2 separate regions of the Homo sapiens genome follow, and region 1 is linked to region 2. Evidence: chromatin loops called from intact Hi-C (ENCODE). Cell type or tissue: CD4-positive, alpha-beta T cell. All regions are shown on one strand. Links, peaks and the distances in the headings refer to the core of each region. The heading gives the core; the rest is flanking DNA.

What was found. A loop is a pair of places that touch in the nucleus more often than their neighbours do. Peaks named below come from ENCODE experiments on the same cell type or tissue, not always from the same donor. Only the 100,000 strongest peaks of a DNase experiment are listed, where the experiment ranks them.
Region 1: a loop joins it to region 2, with 6 times the contacts of the local background. A loop is called at or near these places in 2 of 110 quality-filtered maps.

What each region holds. Positions count from the first base shown.
Region 1 is chr1:22,699,536-22,707,866 of GRCh38, reverse strand. No RefSeq gene overlaps it. Among named protein-coding and RNA genes, the nearest start is that of EPHB2, 7.1 kb to the left of the region's middle. In CD4-positive, alpha-beta T cell, for the core only: a CTCF peak has its summit at 3,262 (motif pointing left); a DNase peak (open chromatin) is centred at 3,206; H3K27me3 peaks cover 117 bases.
Region 2 is chr1:23,179,999-23,188,329 of GRCh38, reverse strand. No RefSeq gene overlaps it. Among named protein-coding and RNA genes, the nearest start is that of LUZP1, 15 kb to the right of the region's middle. In CD4-positive, alpha-beta T cell, for the core only: CTCF peaks have their summits at 3,281 and 3,482 (motif pointing right); DNase peaks (open chromatin) are centred at 3,479 and 3,979; H3K4me3 peaks cover 387 bases.

The DNA.
Region 1 (8,331 bases), core at 28-8,027, 480 kb after region 2:
AAAGACATGTGGAAGGTTTGGGGTTTTTTGTTTGTTTTTGGTGCAGCTGGAGTGAGGCTTCAGTGACCTGTCTTGTCTAGGTCTCTTTCAATCAGAGTTGATTGACAAACATTAGTTGGGCACCTCCTGCATACCAGGCACTGAGGAGGCAGGGACGCAGCTGTGGACCTGCCAGACAAGGCCCTGCTCTCTGGGAGCCTATATTCTGCTGCAGAGAGACCTATATAGGGACAAGCTAATAACGATAATGGTAAGTGCGAGAAAGATAATGACCAGGGTGATGGGGCAGTGATTGACGGAGGGCAGGGGGCTGCTCTGGCCAGGGGAATCAGGGAAGGCCTCTTAGGCAACATGGCAGCTAAAAGCTGGACAGCGAGGAGTCTACCATGCCAACATGTGGGAAGAGAGCTCCAGGTGGAAGAAACTGCAGAGGCAAAGGCCCTGAGGTGGGAACACACTGGGTACCCTCTGGGAATAGGAGCTGAAGTACGGCAATCAACTGGAGCGTGGAGGAGGTTACATCAGGGAGGGAGAATATGGATTGTAGTTTAACCTCAATGGGGGAGTCATGGAGGATTATAAGTTGAGACTGGATAGATTGGAGGTAGAGGAAATAGCATGAACTTGGCTGAGCAGGGCCTGGGGGACCCCATGTGTTAACCCATGCCACCATCCTCCCGGTCTGTGGGGCTGGGCTGGCCTCTAGAGCCCCTAGATGGAGACACCAGGGGCTCTCTTAACTTGCTTCCCTTAACTTGACTCCCTTAACTCCCTAGCCCTCCCTTAACTTACTGTGTGACCTTGGGCAGGGTACTCACCGTCTCTGGGCCCCACTTGCCACAAATGCCAAATGAGGGCATTGGCCAAGGTGGTTTCTCTGAGGCCACTTTCAGCCCTCTCTTTGTCGTGGATTCAGTGGGGGCAACAGGACCTTGGTGAGGATCTCAGCCATACCAGAGGATGCCAATGAGCTCTAGGCTCCCTTTGCTTTCCCTGAGGCTCCTTCTTCCTGAGGGGAAAGGTAGTGGGGCTCTTGAAGGGGGGAAACATGTTACACTGAGTGGCAGAGCCCAGAGAAAACATAGAATAGACATCCCCTCTCGGTGTACCCAAGTCTCTGACTCCCATCCCAGTGGCTTTGCTGACTGATGCAGGATTGATGGGGTCACATGGCCATTTGTGGGTCAAACCATCCCTACAGCCAGTGCCAGGCCAGGGGGAATTTCTTTTTTTTTACTATATATATTTTTTATTATGCTTTAAGTTCTAGGATACATGTGCACAACGTGCAGGTTTGTTACATATGTATACATGTGCCATGCTGGTGTGCTGCACCCATTAACTCGTCATTTACATTAGGTATTTCTCCTAATGCTATCCCTCCCCACTGCCCCCACCCCACAACAGGCCCTGACGTGTGATGTTCCCCACCTGTGTCCAAGTGTTCTCATTGTTCCATTCCCACCTATGAGTGAGAACATGCGGTGTTTGGTTTTCTGCCCTTGTGATAGTTTGCTCAGAATGATGGTTTCCAGCTTCATCCATGGCCCTATAAAGGACATGAACTCATCCTTTTTTAAGGCTGCATAGTATTCCATGGTGTTTATGTGCCACATTTTCTTAATCCAGTCTATCATTGATGGACATTTGGGTTGGTTCCAAGTCTTTGCTATTGTGAATAGGGCCTCAATAAACATATGTGTGCATGTGTCTTTATAGCAGCACGATTTATAATCCTTTGGGTATATACCCAGTAATGGGATCGCTGGGTCAAATGGTATTTCTAGTTCTAGATCCTTGAGGAATCGCCACACTGTCTTCCACAATGGTTGAACTAGTTTTCAGTCCCACCAACGGTGTAAAAGTGTTCCTATTTCTCCACATCCTCTCCAGCATCTGTTGTTTCCTGACTTTTTAATGATCACCATTCTAACTGGTATAGATGGTATCTCATTGTGGTTTTGATTTGCATTTCTCTGATGGCCAGTGATGATGAGCATTTTTTCCTGTGTCTATTGGCTGCATAAATGTACAGAGACATGGCTCAAATTCTAGTTCTGTCACCAGTTGGCTGTGTGACCTCAGACAGGGCTCTTCCCCTTTCTGGGCCTGAGTTGAGAGCCCCAGATCTACCCTCATGAAGCTCATGAACCAGCACTGTCCAATAGAAATATGATCTAAGCCCCACATATAATTAAACCATTTCTAGTAGGCATATTTAAAAAAAAGAAAAAGAAATAGATGGAGTTAATTTTAATATATTTATTAACCCAATATATCCAAAATATTATCATTTCAGCATGTAATGAATGAACCATTTTACATTCTTTTTTCACACGAAGCCTTTGCAATGTAGCATGCATTTTATATTTCAGCATAGCTCAACTTGCACTAGCTACATTTCAAGTATTCAATAGACACGTGTGGCTGGTGGCTAGTGGCTACCATTATTGGATAGCACAGATATAGACACTGACGGCAATAGTTATCCTAAGGAACTCAAAGTGCTGTTTAATAGAGGTTGTCCAAACCTTCTGCGGGCACAGAGGAGGGAGTCACTACTTCTGCTTAGAGAAGGGGAGAAAGCTTCCTGGAGGAGGTTACATTTAAAAGATAAAAAAATGCCTTGATAGCTAATCCTCTTTCTTCCCACTTTCAAGAAATCTTTTCTTTCTACCTTATGATAAAAGAAACACATACTTATTGTTAAAAATAAAGAAGATATAGAAGAGATAAGAAAGAAAACAAAAACCACCTCTAATCTCCACAGCCTGAGAGCCACTACTAATATTTTGATCTGTTTCCATCCAGGTACTTTTTTTTTAAGGCACAAGTATTTTGCATGTAACTATAATCTTGCTGTCTGTATGGTGCTGTGTCCTATTTTTTCCCACCCAGCACCATGGAGTGAGCATTCCCTTGGGTTGTTAAAAACCCTCTGGAAACATCATTGCTAACCACTGCATACTATTCCAGGGGGGTGATGGGCCGTGAAACCAGAAACTCTCCTGCTTTCCCACTTCTCCTGGAGGTACCTGCGAACCCAGCTCCACTTTGGATGCCCCTCTGAGCACAGAGGCTGCAGGGAGAATGGAGAGAAGCAACCAGGAGGGGAGAGTTCCCTGAAAGCCACCCTTTGCTTGACTCCTCACTGTCAGCCCTGGGTCTTTGTGACTCAGAGCTGGAGGAGGCTGGGCTGGGCTGCAGCTCCAATTAGCCAGTCTCTTGACTGCCACCTGGTGGTCCTGGAAGTGAATTCACCCTCTAGGAGAACCATCAGGGAGGTGGCCAGAGGCAAGAGGTGCAGGGGTCCTGGGTTTCCACTTTTGACCCCTGGCCCTGCACCCCACTTCATGACCAGCCTTCTGGGGAAGGGGTCATCTGAGTTTTCATTCTGGAGAAGGGCTTCCCTCCTGCTGTCATTCTAAAGGGTCGTAGCTTGGGGAGAGGACTGCCTGGGTGCAAATCCAGCACCACCTCTTATAAGCACGGAGTCCTCAGGCCAGTCTACTTTTCTGTCTCAGTCTCCTGATCTGTAACATGGACTAATAATAGTGCCTATCCCCTAGAGCTGTGAGGCTGAAATGAGATAATCCATGTGGACAAGCACGGGGCCTTGTCCACAGTACATGTTCAGTGTTTTAAATTATTTAATGTCAGAGGGAAATTAAGTGCAAAGTACAAGGATGAATCTTATTAAATCTCATCCTGTTTCTCTGGTTCTCTGCTCTTAACCCTTAAGCCCCTTTGTTGGAGCCACTTTCCTGCTCACAAGTCTTGAATGCCCCCCTACTCCCCCCTGCAATAAATATAAACTCCCTAGCCTGGCATTTGAGGCCCTTCAAGGACGGGACCCAGCCCACCTTCCCAGTCTTGTCTCACTGTTCACCTCCAGGTACCCTCTGCCCCAGCCAAACCATTGTCCTCAGGTCTCCAGGAACTCCTCCATTTTCTCACCTCCACTCTTTCCTCATGCTCAGCTTCACGCTAGACCACATTTCTCCCCATCCTGTCTTCCAGAATTCTGCTTATCCTCCAAAGACCTCATCACAGACCAGCTCCTCAGGAATCCTTCCATAGACCCATGCCCCTTCTGGAAACCTCCCCAGCCTGCTGATGACACACACCTCAATTTCCTTCATCCTATGTTCTTGCAAAGTAGCCTTGAGGAGCAGAAAGAGTGTGGCCTTTGGAGTTAGGGAAGGGATGTGTTAGAATCATGCATGATCTTGAGCAGGGAGAATACTCAACCTCGTTAAGCCTCAGTTTTTTTCTCTCTTTTTTTTTATTTTAGAGATAGGTCTCACTCTGTTGCATAAGCTGGAGTACAGAGGCGTGATCATAGCTCATTGCAGCCTCAAACTTCAGGGCTCAAGCGATCCTCCCACCTCAGCCTCCAAAAATGCTGGAATTACAGGCATGAGCCACTGCACCCAGCCCTCAAATTTCCTTATTTGTCAAGTGGACCAGATCCTTATAGGTTCGTGATGAGCATAGCATGCAACGACAAACAGAAAATACCTGGCATTAGAGAATACCTGTGAAATGTCAATTTCCTTTCCCTGCGAGTTCATGCCCCATCCATACGTGAAGCTGCCCTAGGGCAGACTACATTCTGTTCACCCCTGAATCCAAGTCCAGCAAAGGGCCTGACACATGGGCACTGACTAATTGCTTGCTAGAATGAATGGAAACTTCTCTCCCACCAGTACAAAGAACCTTCTTGGCATAGGAAATAAGTGGTAAAATGCTACCCAGTAGCTGTGAGCCATGTAGCTCCCAGTAGCTCCATTACCACGTGGAGCCAAAGACTCACTTCCTCCTGGGAGCTGGGAGGGCCTGGCTTGTCTAGCTTGTAGGTGAGGCTCCTGGTGGGTGGGTGGGTGTCTAGCTTCAGTGGGTAGCCTGTTTCCACAGTCTGTTCCCACCCATCATCTGCTTTAATCCTTGCAACAACCTTGTGAGCCTGGCAGCCCTTTCACTTTACAGTGGAGGAAACTGCAGGCAGGAGAGGAAGTGACTTAGCTAAGGTCGCTCAACAGACTCCTGAATGCTGGGCTGGGAGCCAGGTCTCCCAATTCCCCAGATTAAGGCCTTTCCGAAGCTTGTAGCTATGATATGGTTGCAAAGGCACTGGATTTAATGTCAGGAGAAACGAGTTGAAATCCCAACTCAGCCCTTTACTTTCTGTGTGGCTTTGGGTGGTTGTGTAACTTCTTGAACCTCAGTTTCCTTGTGGCCAGGGGCCCTGTTGGAAGATGAAAGAAGCCAGGAGATGGGAAACACCTCTGTCAACTGTGGAGTGCCGTATCCAGGTAAAAGGTTGTTATGTTGTTACGGTTGTATACTGAGACTGATATGGGATACTTTGATCTTTGCGCCCCACAGGAGCACACAGAATTTTATGGCTATTCCCCTGGCCGACCGTTTCCCAATCTGCGTCTCTCCTGGAGTTTGATAATGCTGTTTTGATGGGTTCCTGGTAACAGAGGTGCAGCAGGGTGGGGGAGCTGGGCGAGTGAGCTGGGTGTGGAGGCTCTGAAGGCCAGGACAGCTGTCCCCTATCCGGGTACAATCACAGAAAAGATCCAGACTAGGCTGGGCACTGGGGTTGGGGACACATACAGAAGGGTAAGGCACAGGTCCCATTTTTTAAGGACCCTGGACGTGAGAAGAAAAAAGTCATGGAACTGGGTGTGGGTGTAGCTAAGCTCTCTGGAAAGGTTTTAGCTGATTCACATTTAAAGAGGACCAGGCAAAGAAGACGTTCTGGAAGTGTTTGCCAAATGGACGCGTGGATGGATGGATGGATGGTTGGTTGGTTGGACAGACAGAGAGGAGAGGACATGATGATAAGCAGGCAGGCTTCTAGGAGGTAGTGACATGTGAGCCATGATGATTCTCTGGATTGCAAGAAATTGACTAAGGAGTTTTTGGAAGGACACATAAGGCAATCAAAACCCAGGAATCTCTACTTTGTGATCAGGACTTATTGGAACCCAGCAAAAGCCTTAGGGGGCCTGAATAGGACTTGTAGTTATTGAGAATCAAAGGCATCTGTAGCTACTGAGATAATGATAATAATAACAATTACTGGCTGGGCGTGGTGGCTCACACCTGTAATCCCAGCACTTTGGGAGGCCAAGGTGGGAGGATCACTTGAGGCCGGGAGTTCAAAATGAGCCTGGGCAACATAGCAAGATCCTGTCTCTACAAAAATAAAAATAAAAAAATTAGTGGGGCGTGGTAGTGCACACCTGTAGTTCTAGCTACTTGGGAGGGTGAGGTGAGAGAATCCCTTGAGCCCAGGAGGTTGAGGCTGCAGTGAGTTATGATTGCACCACTACACTCCAGCCTGAGCAACAGAGCAAGACCCTGTCTCAAAACAAACAAACAAACAAAAACAAAACAAAACGAGTTGGTGCCAGGGGCAGTGCTGAGCATTTTACAAACATCATCTTATTCACTGCCCCAAATTCTCTTAGGATGCTTGACAAAGACTCTGTACCTTCCTTCTCTTGGCAGGTTGCTCCCTCTCAGTACCCACCTCGTCTGCCTGACTCTTTCTGTGCCATTCAGGAGAGACTGGGATTGGCCCAGTCAGCACCTCAGCCCAGTGTGGGTGGAGTACCACCTGGGCCCCTGGCCAGTCCAAAGCCCTGCTGACTTTGGGTCTCCTAAGAGAGGGTAGAGCCCTGGCCAGGGTCTCATGGTGGGTTGGAGCAGTGTCAGGAGTAGAACTCAGATGTCCCAGTGCTTTTCTATCTCTGCATTCAGATGGGAACAGGCATTTGGGGTCCAGGAGGGGAACTGAGATAAAGGAAGGAGAAGGAGCTTTGAGGGTAGTGAGCCTAAACTTCTCAGCCTTCACAGATGTTCCTTGGATAGACTCTGTTCCCAGGAAATAGGCCTCAAAATGTTGAGGTGAACTGTGCCTATAGTCAGTTTTCAACCCATGTTCTTGATATTGATGATGACAGAATGCTATCATCTATTTTTTTTTTTTTAAAGGAGTTTCAGTCTTGTCACCTAGGCTGGAGTGCAGTGGCGTGATCTTGGCTCACTGCGACCTCTGCCTCCTGTGTTCAAGCGATTCTCCTGCCTCAGCCTCCCAAGTAGCTGGGATTACAGGTGCCTGCCACCATGCCCAGCTAAATTTGGTATTTTTAGTAGAGACAGGGTTTGACCATGTTGGCCAGGCTGGTCTTGAACTCCTGACCTCAGATGATCCACCCACCTGAGCCCCTCAAAGTGCTGGGATTACAGACATGAGCCACCATACACGGCCAGAACGCTAGAATCTTTAGATTTGGAAGAGCCAGCCTGGAATCAACTTCTCCATCCCTCTCATTTTATAAATGAAGAAACTAGGTCTCAGAGAAGGAAAGTAACCAACTCAAGGTCACACAGCAAGTTAGTGGGCAATGATGGTGAGATGTTCTCCAGCTCATGGAGTGGAATTGGCAGTTGGCCTAAGATTTCCAACTGGGAAGTCTGGGACAAGGAGCCCAAGGGGAGTCCAAGGAGATAAGGCGGGTGGTTTCCGTTTTTCTAGGACCATCTCAACAGCTGGGCCGAGCTGAGCACTGCAACTGTCTGAGGTGGAATTGGAATGCAGCCAGCTTGTCAATTCCGTTTATTAACTAATAGTCTATTATTTTCCTCTAGGGTTAATATTTAAATGCAAATGGCCTATTTTATCACACATTTGAGCATTCAGCACCCATCGGTCCATGGCCTCTGAGCAGGGGCAGGCCTTCTTCCATTGGCTTCAGGGGCCCAGGCAGCCCCTGGGGGACACAGGAATGGGGGGCACATGGGTAGCGGGTCAAACCTTTTGTTTCTGAATTCCGATTCTGCACCATACCCATGACACATTTGGGAGGGATGAAGCAGTGGGGAGTGGCATGAAGGGACAATGGTTGAAAAACGGGAGCCAGTTCTTGTCCAGGACATTTTCCTCCTCTTAATTAATATCACAAAGGGAAGCTGGGTCTGCATTGGATTGTGGGGATTATGCAAATGAGGCCGTGGATGGTGACGGGGGTGGGGGCGGAGGGGAGGCGAGAGATTTCTGAGCTCCTGGTTGTTCTCGCCATTTTAAAAACCTGTCCATTTCCAGAAAACCTCCACCAAGGCTACAGCTGGGACTGTGTCCTTTCTTGAGTCTAGGGTTATGGCGTGGCAGTTGGAAGAATCCTGACTTAACAGGGTGCAGCCTGGGACTAGAACTTCTTATTTATTAATTTATTATTTTACTTTAAGTTCTGGGATACATGTGCTGAACGTGCAGGTTTGTTACATAGTTATACATGTGCTATGGTGGTTTCC
Region 2 (8,331 bases), core at 138-8,137:
AGCTGCAGCCCAGAATCCTCACTCTTAACCCCCAGGGGATATGGCCAGGGTCAAAATGGCATGTGGCTTTGAGGAGCAGCATAAAGCAGTGAAGAAAGCACTGATCTGAGAACCAATGAACCTGTCCCAGTTTTTCCACAGTCTTGCTTCATGTCTCTCTGCCTCAGTTTGTTCTGTACAATGTGGGTAATAATAATGTTAACCTCAGGGTGGTTGGGGCCTATGCTCAACTCTGGAGCGTTCAAAACTGGGGGAGGTTATTGAATGAGACTAGGCCACAGTTAGCTTATAAGGAATTAACTAAACACATACACACACACACACACACACACACACACACACAGAAAACACGGTGCAACTATGTAGATCACCAAACAAGCCTGTGAACAAGGTTTGGCCTCTGGGCCACCAGTTGGCAACCTCTGATCCTCCCCATTGATCCTCCCCATGCTGTTGACTAATTTCTGTTCTCCATACAGCAGCTGGGTCCCTCATGGAGCTCACAGTTCCTCTGGGGACCAAAGTGCATGAAACAGATTACAAAGCCAGACAGCCGGTCCTCCACCAAGCCTGTGCCGCACCCCACGCCCTCAGCTCCCTCAGGTGCATTCCAGCCACCTGTCACAGGAAGAGGTGGACTGAGGGGAGGAAGGCAGAAGTGCCCTTTTTACACGGTCACTGGCAAGGATAGATGTGAGTAGTCCTCTGCATCTGAGGGTCTTAAGATAGTGCATTTACCTGCTTCCCTGGCCCCCGTCTATTTTGCTCCCAAGGGAAGGAGTAGGAATTCTAGACCTAGAGGGTATCAGATGGGAGAGGGCCTTCAAGGTCATCCAGGACAATCCCAATCAGATCTCTAACATCAGAGCAGCAGCTTATGCATTATAATTGGTGAAGTGGGAACTACTATTATCCCCATTTTGCAGATGGGTAAACTGAGACTCAGAATGGTTAAGTAATTCACTCAAGGTATTGCTGCAACTAAATAGCAAAGACAGCGGGCATGATAGTTCAAGCCTGTAATCCCAGTACTTTCTGAGGCCTAGGTGGGCGGATTCCTTGAGCTCAGGAGTTTGATACCAGCCTGGGCAACATGGTGAAACCCCATCTCTACAAAAAAACACAAAAACTAGACAGGTTTGGTGGCATGCACCTGTAGTCCCAGCTACTCAGGAGGCTGAGGTGGGAGAATCCCTTGAACCTGAGAGGTTGAAGCTGTAGTGAGCCATGTTCATGCCACTGCACTGTAGCCTGGGTGACAGAGCAATACCCTATCTCAAAAAATAAAACAAAAATAAATAAATAGCAAAGTCAGAATTACATCTAGCAGTATGACCTGAGAGCCAGCATGGCTAGCCATCAGCCTCTACCACCTCCTTGGCAACACTTGTACCAGTTGTTTGAGAGGGTGCTCATCACCTTTCTCTATTTTTTTTTTAAGACAGAGTTTCGCTCTATCGCGAGGCTGCAGTGCCGTGGCACGATCCCGGCTCACTGCAAACTCCGCCTCCTGGGTTCAAGCGATTATTCTGCCTCAGCCTCCTGAATAGCTGGGACCACAGGCATGCGCCACCACACCCAGATAATTTTTTTTTTTTTGTATTTTTAGTAGAGACGGGGTTTCACCATGTTGGCCAGGATGGTCTTGATCTCTTGACCTCGTGATCCGACCGCCTCGGCCTCCCAAAGTGCTGGGATTACAGGCATGAGCCACCGCTCCCTACCCTTTCTGTATTTTTTTAACCATAGCTACACTAACCCAAAACTAGTCAGGTGCCAGGCCTTGCACTTGGCACTTTATTTATTTTTATTATTTATTTTTGAGACAGAGTTCCACTCTTGTTGCCAGGGTGGAGGGCAATGGCGCAATCTCAACTCACTGCAACCTCCACCTCCCGGGTTCAAGCGATTCTCCTGCCTCAGCCTCCTGAGTAACTGGGATTACAGGCACCTGCCGCCATGCCCAGCTAATTTTTGTATTTTTAGTAGGGATGGGCGTTTCACCATACTGGCCAGGCTGGTCTCAAACTCCTGACCTCGTGATCCGCCCACCTCAGCCTCCCAAAGTGCTGGGATTACAGGCATGAGCCACTGTGCCTGGCCCACTCGGCACTTTAAACATGCTTTCTATGATTCCCTCATAACATAAAAAAAAAAAGTCAAATTGAAGATAAACTTAGAACTTGGCCAGGCGTGGTGGCTCATGCCTGTAATCCCAGCACTTTGGGAGGCCTGCATGTTCCTGCATGTTCCATATTATGCCCATTTTATATGTGAGAAAACTGAGGTTCAAAGTCATGAGGGAACTTGCCAAGCTTAAAAGCACATTAGGGACAGACTGAGATCAAATGCATATTTGTTCTTTATTGAGCTCTGACTGAAAGCTTCCCTTGGTTTTGGGGAAAGAAAAATCTGTCTCCCAGAAGTGGCAGCCCCTGGTTCCTAGTTCTCAAAGCCCACGTGCTCTCTTCAGATGTTTGAAGTGGACACATTGCACCCCTTCAGTATTTTATATACCACAGTCAGAGAGTGGCTCCTTCAACTCTTCCCCATAAAATGTGATTTTGAGGTCCCCCCAGCCATCATCTTGTTCATCATCCTATGGATAAGTTATACTTTTTCCATGTTCCAGTCAAAGTTCTGATCCCAAAATGGAACACAGTTCTCTAGACACGGACAGAAGGACTATCATCTCCCTCACTGTACACACAGTGCTTCTATTAATATAGCCCCAAACCCAATAAAGTATCTCCTATGTACAAAGCACTGCCCATGCACTTGGGATAGAGATTGAACAAGCCAGCAACTTCCCTGCCCTCCGGGAGCTTACATTTTGCTCACTGAGCTAAGGGAGGAGGCAGAGTCACTTTAGACATGAATCCTAGAATGTCAGAGCTGGTAGCGCCCAGTCCCCTCCTGCCTCTTTCTTTTTTTGAGAGGGAGTCTCGCTCTGCCACCCAGGGTGAAGTGCAGTGGTGTGATCTCAGCTCACCAAACCTCCACCTCCCAGATTCAAGTGATTCTCCTGCCTCAGCCTGCCGGGTAGCTGGGACTACAGGTGGCTGCCACCACGCCCGGCTAATTTTTGTATTTTTAGTAGAGATGGGGTTTCACCATGTTGGCCAGGCTGGTCTCAAACTCCTGACCTCAGGTGATCCACTTGCCTCAGCCTCCCAAAGTGCTGGGATTACAGGTGTGAGCCACCGCACTCGGCCTCCTGCCTTTTTTATTAACAGATGAGGAAACTGATCCCAGAAGGGGCAGTGACAGACCCAAGATTCTTCAGTGGGACAAAATTCACTTCTGCCTTTCTCATAACCTCAGGCACTGGTGAGACCTGGGGCCTTATAGAGAAATGTGGACTGGGATGAAAAGTTTGCTGTTGAGAATTTTGTTGTTAAGTGGACCCACCCTACACCTCCTTAAAGCTTTCTTCAGAAATCCTAATTTATTTTAGATATGGCCACCAGGTGGCGCAGAGGCACCAGGAAAAAGTGCAGAAATCAAAGGTGGGTGGGCTCCTTCCTCTTCCGATCAATTTTCCTTTGCAAGGGGGAATGGTGAGCGGGGAATAGCAAAGCCAGCCTGGCGCGGTGGCTTGTACCTGTAATTGCAGCACCTTTGGAGGCCGAGGCAGGTGGATCTCTTGAGCTCAGGAGTTTGAGACCAGCCTGGGCAACACGGTGAAACTCCGTCTCTACAAAAAACACAAAAACTAGCTGGGTGTGGTGGTGCATGCCTGTAGTCCCAGCTATTCAGGAGGCTGAGGTGGGAGAATGCCTTAAGCCTGGGAGGTCAAGGCTAGGACAGCATTGTACTGTATACATTATACATATATACATATACATTATACATATACAGAGGTGAATTCTGCCTCAGTCAAGGAGGTAGTATGGAGTAGTGGCTAAGAGCCTGGATGCAGGCATCACACAGACCGGGTGGGAAACCTAGCTTCCTTTTGCTGCAGGGGGAACTCCCTGACACCTAGCTCACGAGGTAGCCTCTGACACTTAGATTTGGGTACAAGATAAGGTCCTCATTTACTGGGGCTCTACACAGAGTTGGAACTGCTGGTGCCCTCTTCCTGACAGGTCCCTTTTCCAGACAGTTGATGGTCAACTCCAGTCCAGCAGAGAAGTTTCTGCAAGAAGGCAGGAAGTCTTTGCTGCCACCCAGAGAAGGTAAGGCTGATGGAATCCAACAGCTTCACAGCCCAGGATATGTGTGAAAGCTCATCCATACTTCTGTTCATTTCATGACACACAGATGTGCAAAGGGTCTGAGGCTGAAAATGGTGAATGATTCAGGGGTGCTGAGAGTCTAGAGTTCGGGGGTGCTGAGAGTCTAGAGTGCCTGAGAAGAAAGAGAGGGTTGGAGAAATAAGCTGGGCCTTGGGGACTTGACCAAGCTATCTACTTTGAACTTTATCCTGGGAGCAACAGGGAGCTATTGAAGATTATTTAGCAAAGGAATGATACAGTTAGACCAGTGTTGAAACCAATCACTCAAGCTGGGTGTAAAAGAAGAAATGGGCCGGGCGTGGTGGCTCACGCCTGTAATCCCAGCACTTTGGGAGGCTGAGGCGGGCAGATCACTTGGGGTCAGGAGTTTGAGACCAGCCTGGCCAACATTTCGAAACCCCATCTCTACTAAAAATATAAAAATTACCTAGGTGTGGTGGCATGCACCTGTAATTGCAGCTACTCAGGAGGCTGAGGCAGGACAATCGCTTGAATCAGGGAGGCAGAACTTGCAGTGAGCCAAGATCATGCCACTGCACTCCAGCCAGGGTGATAGAGCGAGACTTCATCTCAAAAAACAAAAACAAAAACAAGGAATGGAGGTGGGGGAGCCTGGAGGCAGAGTCCAACTAGAAGAGCTGCAGGCTGGAATGGGGTGATTACACTGATAGCTGATTTTTCATCCACTCAGAGCTTCTCATCGGTGAAGGGGCACTCGAGTGAAATTTGTCTGGCTTGCCCAGGAGACAGCTCCCACAGGGTAAGGGGCTGCCCTGGGGCCAGAGAGGAAGAGTGGTTGGTCCCAGCAGCAGGTGTGTCCAGGGAGATCTTCGATATAATCAGACGGCCTGGGAAGAGACAGGTGGCTAATGAAAGAAGCTAGATTCTGGGTCAGGTTGGAGGGCAGAGGCAGTGTGCGATCTAATGGTTAGGAACACATAATGGCACCAGACACATCTTGTTCAGGTCCCAGCTCTGTCTCCTCTTGGCTGTGTGGTTGTGGCCAGGTCACTTTGGCTTGCTTTCTTTTTTCTTTCTTTCTTTCTTTTTTTTTTTTTCAGACAGAGCCTCACTCTTTCGCCCAGGCTGGAGTGCAGTGGTGAGATCTTGGCTCACTGCAACACCCGCCTCCTGGGTTCAAGCAATTCTTGTGCCTCAGCCTCCCGAGTAGCTGGGACTAAAGGTGCATGCCACCACTCCCAGCTAATTTTTGTACGTGTTTTTCAGTAGATACGAGGTTTCGCTATGTTGGCCAGGCTTGTCTCGAACTCCTGACCTTAAGTGATCCACCTGCTTTGGCCTCCCAAAATGCTGGGATTACAGGCGTGAGCCACTGTGCCTGGCCCATGTTGCCTTTCTGAGCCTCAGTTTCCTCATCTGTAAAATGTGATTATGAATAGGGCTCGTGCCTTGAGACTACTGTGGGGGCTGGACGAGGGAATGTGTGTAAAACTCAGCACAGCACTGGGTGCCTAGGAAGCACTCAATAAGGGAAGCTTCAGGTTCTCAGCCCCCATCAAAGACAGTCTGTTGTTGGGGCAGGGTGGTCATTCTGGCTTTGCAGCACGTCTCCAGGCCAGGGTGGCTTCAAAAACTGGCCAGTCTGAGCTGATACCACACTAAGTTACGCCAAGAGAATTCCAGCCAGAAGCAAAGAAATGATGCTTTGGACAGCCCAGGACCACATTCTGGGGGAAATGTGCCATTTCTGTTCCACTTTTTTTTTTTTTTTTTTTTTTTTTGAGACAGAGTCTTGCTCTGTCGCCCAGGCTGGAGTGCAGTGGCTCGATCTCGACTTACTGCAAGCTCCGCCTCCCGGATTCACGCCATTCTCCTGCCTCAGCCTCCCAAGTAGCTGGGACTACAGGCACCCACCACCACGCCTGGCTGATTTTTTGTGTTTTTTTTAGTGGAGACGGAGTTTTGCTGTGTTAGCCAGGATAGTCTCGATCTCCTGACCCCGTGATCCACCCGCCTTGGCCTCCCGAAGTGCTGGGATTACAGACATGAGCCACTTGCGCCTGGCATTTTTTTTTTTTTTTTGAGACGGAATTTAGCTCTGTCGCCAGGCTGGAGTACAGTGGCGCAATTGTAGCTCAGTGCAGCCTCGCCCTTCTAGGCTGAAGCGATCCTCTCACCTCAGCCTTCTGTGCCCGGCTGATTTTTTTATTTTTTGTAGAGACAAGGTCTCACTTTGTTGCCCAGGCTGGTCTCAAACTCCTGAGCTCAAGCAATCCTCCCACCTTATCCTCCCAAAGTGTTGGATTACAAGCATTAACCACTGCACCTGGCCTCTGTTCCAATTTTTGAAACATTAAAAATTATTCTGCTTCTTCCAGGGGTTCTACGTGATATTCTCTGTTTTATTTTGCTAGTTTCCTTTTTATTTTGTGGGTGGTTGTATACTGAAGTCTTCCTATAATACTAGTTATTGTGATAAACGTTTTATGTACATTCTTTTTTTTTCTTTTTCTTTTTTTTTTTGAGACGGAGTTTTGCTTTTGTTGCCCAGGCTGAAGTGCAATGGTGTGATCTCGGCTCACCACAACCTCCACCTCCCAGGTTCAAGCGATTCTCCTGCCTCAGCCTCCCCAGTAGCTGGGATTACAGGCATATGCCACCACGCCTGGCTAATTTTATATATTTAATAGAGACAGAGTTTCTCCATGTTGGTCAGGCTGGTCTTGAACTCCCAATCTCAGGTGATCCACCCGCCTCGGTCTCCCAAAGTGCTGGGATTACAGGCATGAGCCACCGTGCCTGGCCTTATGTACATTCTTTCATGTAATCTTTATAGCAACCCTTTCATGGTGTTTTTGTGTTATTGTTCTCACTGTGTGGATGAAGAAACTGAGGCTTGAAGAAGTTAACAAACGTTCCTGGGTCTGTCTGACACTAACCCCTTTGCCCTTCATTACTACACTTACCTGGCCTGTCAGCAGAAAGGTCCCTAGGGCCTTAGGTTACCCTAGTATCCTGCCCCAGAATTACCCAGTGAGTAGAATACCAAGGTTTGTCTGGACCAAAAATAAGAGAAACAACCTTTGGGAGGCCGAGGCAGGCAGATCACGAGGTTAGGAGTTCAAGACCATCCTGGCCAACATGGTGAAACCCTGTCTCTACCAAAAATACAAAAATTAGCTAGGCATGGTGGCACGTGCCTGTAATCCCAGCTACTCGGGAGACTGAGGCAGAGGAATTGCTTGAACTGGGACCCAGGAGGCAGAGGTTGCAGTGAGCTGAGATCGTGCCACTGCACTCCAGCCTGGGCTACAGAGCAAGACTCTGTCTCAAAAAAAAAAAAAAAAAAAAAAAAAAGAAACAACCATGTGACACGGGGCACAACTCTGTCTGATTGAGGAACCATCCATTGTATTAGGGTCACATGTGTAATACATTCCCTGAGAGTTTAATGCAGGGAAAAATTTGTCTCTCCCAAATCACTGGCCTGATTCTTCCAACCATATCACAGCAATAGCTAATTCTTCTATACGATTTACCATGTAACAGGCCTGTTATGAGAATGAAATATGCAGCTGGGCGCGGTGGCTCATGCCTATAATCGCAGCACTTTGGGAGGCTGAGGCAGGTGAATCACTCGAATCAGGATTTCGAGACCAGCCTGGCCAACATGGTGAAACCCTGTCTCTACTAAAAATACAAAAATTAGCCAGGCGTGGCAGCAGGTGCCTGTAATCCCAGCTACTCAGGAGGCTGAGGCAGGAGAATTACTTGAACCTGGGAGGCAGAGGTTGCAGTGAGCTGAGATTGCACCACTGCACTCCAGCCTGGGCGACAGAGCGAGACTCCACCTCAAAAAACAAAACAAAATGAAAAAAAGAACTAAATATGTCTGAAGTCATTTAATCCTTCCAGGGACCCTAAGAAAGGGGTTTATTATTATATTATCCTGTTTTTCAGAAGAAGCAACAGAAGCACAGAGAAATTAAACAACTACTTAAGGTCGTGTGACTAGTAAGTGGTAGAGTTGGGTTTCAAAACAATGTAATTTGCCTCCAGGGTCTGTGTATTCAATCACATGTTTACTACTTCCTACACAGTTTGTAACTCATCCTGGTTCCCTCTTTGC